Linked DNA regions of Homo sapiens: region 1 is linked to region 2. A link is an interaction called in ENCODE POLR2A ChIA-PET data of the cell type or tissue named here. Cell type or tissue: endothelial cell of umbilical vein. All regions are shown on one strand. Links, peaks and the distances in the headings refer to the core of each region. The heading gives the core; the rest is flanking DNA. Region 1 overlaps L3MBTL2 (L3MBTL histone methyl-lysine binding protein 2). Region 2 overlaps XPNPEP3 (X-prolyl aminopeptidase 3).

Region 1 (2,909 bases), core at 298-2,797, 310 kb after region 2:
GACCAACATGGCGAAACCCCGTCTCTACTAAAAATACAAAAATTAGCCAGGTGTGGTGGCAGGCGCCTGTAATCCCAGCTACTTGGGAGGCTGAGGCAGGAGAATCACTTGAACCTGGGGGCCGGAGGTGGCAGTGAGCCCAGATCGCTCCACTTCACTCCAGCCTGGGCGGAAGAGGGAAACTCCATCGCACAAAAAAAAAAAAAAAATTGAGTGAGGGTGTGGCATTTATCCAGCAGGCAGAGGCTCTGTACCATTCAAACGGTAGGACCGGGAATGGTGCATGTTGTGGGAAGAAATCAACAATCAAAAACGGGGGCTGAGTGTGATGGTTCACACCTGTGATCCCAGCACTTTGAGAGGCTGAGGTGGGAGGATCTCTTGAGCCCAAGAGTTTGAGACCAGCCTGGGCAACATAGCGAGACCCCTAATTTAAAAAAAATTTTTAATTAGCTGGGTATGGTGGCACAGGCCTGTAGTCCCAGCTACTCAGGAGGCTAAGGTAGGAGGATCACCTGAGCCTGGGAGGTCAAGGCTGCAGTGAACTGTGATCACCCCACTGTACTCAAACCTGGGTGACAGAGTGAGACCCTCTTCAAAAAATCTTTTTATTTAAAAAAAGATTTTAAAAAGCAGTTACAACCACGACTGCCTGGGGCTTGGTTTGAGGGAGGTGGTGGTATTACTTCCCATTGGAGAGAATCTGAGCTCAGGGCACATAGCCAATAAGATGTGTTGTCAGAGTTGGAGTCCAGGCTTTCTGTCCCCAAACTGGCACTTTTCCCTCTGCCACGCTGCCTGACCACTGGGTGAGACCTATCCCATAAAGCCTTACCTAAATACAACCCTAATGCTGGGTTTGAATCCATTTTTATTCAAAGGGAAAAGAATCCCGCCCACTAAGACGCGACCCCTCAGACAGGGGTCCAAGAAGCCCCTGCTGGAGGACGACCCTCAGGGTGCCAGGAAGATCTCGTCGGAGCCTGTTCCTGGCGAGAGTAAGAGCCACCGGGCTGGGTCAAGGCAGGACCAGCCTGCTCCGTGCTCAGAGACGACCCTTCTCCTTCCCCACCTGGGCACAGAAGAGTAGAGTCAGGTTTCTTTGGCATTTTCTGGGCACCAAGCAGTCCTGTACCACTGGACCCAGGGTGTTTCCCAGACACGCCCCCAACTGTGAATGGAGCTGAGTCCCCCTCTAGCCCGGCCCCGGCCCCTCCTCCTCCTCCATCTCTACCCCTACCTCTAGTGCTTGGCAGGGTGGTGACAGATTGGCACATGGCAGTGTCGTTGGCATAGCCTGCCTGGCTTGGGGCCTTGGCCCTTTGCTGCTGCCACTGCCCTCCCAGAAGGGAAGCTGGAGGGTGAAGGTGCATCCTAGGCCCCCATCTGTAGGGAGCCAGGTCCCTTTCCCAGCTCCTCCGCCCCCACCCCTCCCAGAGTTATTTACTCGCCCACCCACCCGCCTCCCCTCCCTCTTCAGTCATTGCTGTGCGTGTGAAGGAAGAGCATCTAGACGTGGCCTCGCCCGACAAGGCTTCAAGTCCAGAGCTGCCTGTCTCCGTCGAGAACATCAAGCAGGAAACAGACGACTGAGCCTTCCTGCCTCCAGCCTGGCTTCTAGCTGGAAGCCAGCCCAGCGTTTCTCTACCACCACCACCATGCCTCCACCTGACTTTGGCTTGGAGACTGATCCTCTCTGTGTAAATTCTGCCCGGTGCTGTGAAGGCTGGACGGTGGAGGACCTGCTGGGGTCTCCTGGGACCCGCCTGTTGCTTCTGCCCTCCCCTGTGGAAAGGTCTATATGACGGGCCGCCTGAGGCCCCAGAACTCGTCTGTGAACCACCTTTTCCAGCCAGAGTTCCCAAAGCTGGAACGCTAGCTGCCTGCTCTTCCTTAAGATGGCCTCCCCCCGACCCGCCACGGCCCTCAGTTGCCAGGGATGGGGCCACCACTGTCACACTGTGGAATACAAGACAGTGAACTCTGTCTGCCTGAACGAGCCATGTAAATTAAGTTCTAGAGCAGCTCTCTGAGCAGGATAAGGTCCCCTGACAGTGAGTTGTGTGGTGGGGGCAGCCTCTGCCTCAAAAATTCACCAAGCAGAATGCCTCTCAGCCTCATGTGTTGGTCCTCTGCTCCTCCTAGCTCCCCAGGGATGTTGGGGACCCAGCTTGTCTCGGCAGCTAAGAAGCAGTGACCAGGATGTGGATTTTGGCGACCTGTGTGGTGGCCTTGAGCTGCTTTCTGTGTTTGTGAGGACTGACTCCCATTTCCTAAAGGAAATGCCCCCGGGGAGGACATTGGGAGGAAGATGGCCTGAGTGTGCACTTTGGCTCTGCTACCTGCTCCTGAAGCCCCGCTAAAAATAATTCATCCAAGATTCCTTTGTAGTTAAAGGGTCCAGTTCTGACTGGAGCCTCTAGAGAGCTGGGCTTGTATGTTCTTTTGGCCTTTTGTTCCTACCTAAATGAAGAAACCATGCCTGGAGGGGCCGTGAACACAGAACCCTCAAGACAAGGATGACAGAGCTGGAGGACACATCTAGCTGCCATTGCAACCTCACTGGGCTCCCCAGACTCTGTGTGTGAGAAATTAAACCCCCTGCTTGCTTGAGTCCCGTTTGTTAGATCTCTATTCCTTGCAGATTGTGTTCTGACCCCACCCCCCCACCTCGTGGTATCGATCATGAAGGCCACGTGAGTCAAGACACGAGTGTGCAGGGCCGTAAAGAAATGTCGCCTGTCATCAGCTCAAGTTCCCTGTCTTAGCCACATGCTGTCATTCTTTACGGTTGTGCCATTCTCCCCAAAGACTGTGAGTTCCCCAGAGATGGAGCCTGTGTCCGCCTGTGCGTAGCACCTGGCATAGGCTGGCATAAAGTTGGCTTGTGTGTGTGAAATGGGAATGTG
Region 2 (2,909 bases), core at 137-2,636:
ATATATCAATAAAAATGATAAATTCGGTCAGGCATTATGGTTCATCCTGTAATCCCAGCACTTTGGGAGGCCAAGGCGAGCAGATGACTTGAGCCCAGGAGTTCCAGACCAGCCTGGGCAACATGGCAAAACCCAATCTCTACAAAAAAACATTAAAAGTGCTTCCTTCAGCAGCACATATACTAAAATTGGAACAATACAGAAATTAGCATGGCCCCTGTGCAAGGATGACATGCAAATTTGTGAAGCATTCCATATATAATCATGAAAGAAAAAAATAGCTGGATATGGTGTCACAGGCCTGTAGTCCCAGCTACTAGAGAGACTAAAGTGGGAGGATCACCTGAGCCCAGGAAGTTGAGGCTGCAGTGAGCTGTGACTGCACTACTACACTCCAGCCTAGGCAGCAGAGTGAGACTCTGTCTAAAAAAAAAAAAAAAAAAAATCTGTAAATAACAGTACACACAAATAAAAAAAATCACAATTAACTGACTATAAACTGATATGGCTAGCATGGTGGCTCACACTGGTAATCCCAGTGTTTTGGGAGGCTGACGCAGGAGGATCAGTTGAGGCCAGGAGTTCAAAACCAGTCTGGGCAACACAGCAAGACCTCTATATCTACAAAAAATACAAAAAATTGGCCAACTATGGTGGCGCACACCTGTAATCCCAGCTACTTAGGATGCTGAGGTGGCAAAATCACTTGACCCCTGAAATTTTTGGTTACGGTGAACTATGATCACATCACTGTGCTCTAGCCTAGGTAACAGAGCAAGGCCCTGTCTCCAAAATAAAAAAGTTAGGCCAGGTGCAGTGGCTCACGCCTGTAATCCCAGCACTTTGGGAGGCCAAGGCAGGTGGATCACCTGAGGTCAGGAGTTTGAGACCAGCCTAGCCAACATGGTGAAACCCTGTCTCTACTAAAAACACACACACACACACAGAAATCAGCTGGGCATGGTGGTGGGTGCCTGCAGTCCCAGCTACTCAGGTGGCTGAGGTAGGAGAATCACTTGAACCCGGGAGGTGGAGGTCGCAGTGAGCCGAGATCACACCACTGTACTCCAGCCTGGGCAACAGAACGAGACTCCATCTCAAAAAAAAAAGTTAGGACGAGGGATATTTGTTGGTAAGATTGTCATTATTCTGGGACCTATAGAAGGGTATTCTGGGATAGTCTGCCAAGTTTTGGTGGGTTTTTTTTTTGTTGTTGTTGTTGTTTTATCTGACTGGTATTCACCTTATAATAATTTTTTTTTCTTTTTTTTTTTTTGAGACACAGTCTTGCTCTGTCGCCCAGGCTGGAGTGCAGTGGCGCAATCTTGGCTCACTGCAACCTCCGGCTCCCAGGTTCAAGCAGTTCTCCTGCCTCAGCCTCCCAAGTAGCTGGGACTACAGGCAGATGCCACCCCGCCTGGCTAATTTTTGTATTTTTAATACAGCCACTGAATAATTTCTTAAGGTTTATGTTTGATTGATTTGTTTGGCTTTTTATATCTGTGTTTTGTTTTACAATTAAAAATTTTTTAAATTTTTAAATGACAATTTTAAAGCTGAAAAGTACATTAACTGAAACAGGAAATTCACCAGGTAGACTTAACTGTAGATTGGAGACAGCAGAAGTTTGCAAACTTGAAGATAAATAGAAATTATCCAGCTGGAAGAATAGAAGTACATTGTAAAAAGGCCAGGTGCAGTGGCTCACACCTGTAATCCCAGCACTTTGGGAGGCCAAGGCGAGTGGATCACTTGAGGTCATGAGTTCGAGACCAGTCTAACCAACATGGTGAAACCCCGTCCATACTAAAATAACAAAAATTAGCTGGGTGTGGTGGCAGGTGCCTGTAATCTCAGCTACTTGGTTGGCTGAGGCAGAGAGCGATCCTCACATCTCAACCTCCCAAGTAGCTGGGATTATAGGCACGTGCCACCATGCCTGGCTAATATTTTGTTTTTTTGTAGAGACACGGTTTCGCTATGTTGCCCAGGCTGGTCTGCAACTCCTGGGCTCAAACGATTCTCTTGCCTTGGCCTGCCAAAACACTGGAATTACAGGCATGAGCCACTATGCCCAGCCAAATTCTAGGTATTTAAGAGAAATGAAAACATTTCTCAACAAAAAGGGTTGCACAAGGACATTCATAACAGCATTTATTCACAATAGTATAACAACCAAAATGTCCATCAACAGGAGAATGAATATGCAAATTGTGGTCTGTTCATACAATGGAATACCACTCAGTAATAAAAAAGAACATTTTAATTACTGATCGAATGTTTTTTGTTACTGATTGAAGCACCACCATGGATGTACTGCATAGACAACCTTCTACCCTCACTGAGCATAGATTATGTTCAGTGAAGGAAGCCAGACACAAAAGAGTATATATTATATGATTCCATTTATATGATGTTCTAGATTTGGCAAACTAAGGTCAAAATAATCACAATAGCATTTGCCTCGGAAAGTAGGGATATTGATTAGAAATGGACATGTGGGCCAGGCGTGGTGACTCATGCCTGTAATCCTAGGACTTTGGGAGGCCAAGGTAGGTGGATCACCTGAGGTCAGGAGTTCAAGACCAGCCTGGCCAACATGGCAGAAACCCATCTCTACTCAAAATACAAAAATTAGCTGGGCGTGGTGGTGGGCGCCTATAATCCCAGCTACTTGGGAGGCCGAGGCAGGAGAATCGCTTGAACCCGGTGGGGGCAGAGGTTGCAGTGAGCCGAGATCGCACCACTTCACTCCAGCCTGGGTGAAAGAGCGAAACTCCATCTCAAAAAAAGAAAAAAAGAAATGAACATGAGGAGGCTTTCAGGGGAGATGGAAATGGTCTGTATAAGGCTTGAGTCCAAAATCTATAGGGCAGACTTCAGTCCAAACTCAGGCAGGGTTTATATTA

Evidence for each region. ChIA-PET counts read pairs that join two places held together with the same protein. Peaks named below come from ENCODE experiments on the same cell type or tissue, not always from the same donor. Only the 100,000 strongest peaks of a DNase experiment are listed, where the experiment ranks them.
Region 1: POLR2A ChIA-PET joins it to region 2 with 6 read pairs; 16 of 35 experiments call an interaction of 5 or more read pairs at or near these places.

The regions. Positions count from the first base shown.
Region 1 is chr22:41,228,659-41,231,567 of GRCh38, forward strand. L3MBTL2 (L3MBTL histone methyl-lysine binding protein 2) reads left to right here. Exons shown (of 17, transcript NM_031488.5): 16 at 882-998; 17 at 1,481-2,613. The coding sequence ends at 1,593. CHADL (chondroadherin like) reads right to left here. Exons shown (of 6, transcript NM_138481.2): 6 at 855-1,072. The coding sequence ends at 1,046. Among named protein-coding and RNA genes, the nearest start is that of CHADL, 11 kb to the right of the region's middle. In endothelial cell of umbilical vein, for the core only: no CTCF peak of the experiment used is centred there; a DNase peak (open chromatin) is centred at 1,583; H3K27ac peaks cover 1,894 bases.
Region 2 is chr22:40,917,585-40,920,493 of GRCh38, forward strand. All of the region lies in intron 7 of XPNPEP3 (X-prolyl aminopeptidase 3), which reads left to right. It also overlaps the pseudogene RNU6-379P. Among named protein-coding and RNA genes, the nearest start is that of RBX1, 32 kb to the right of the region's middle. In endothelial cell of umbilical vein, for the core only: no CTCF peak of the experiment used is centred there; no DNase peak of the experiment used is centred there.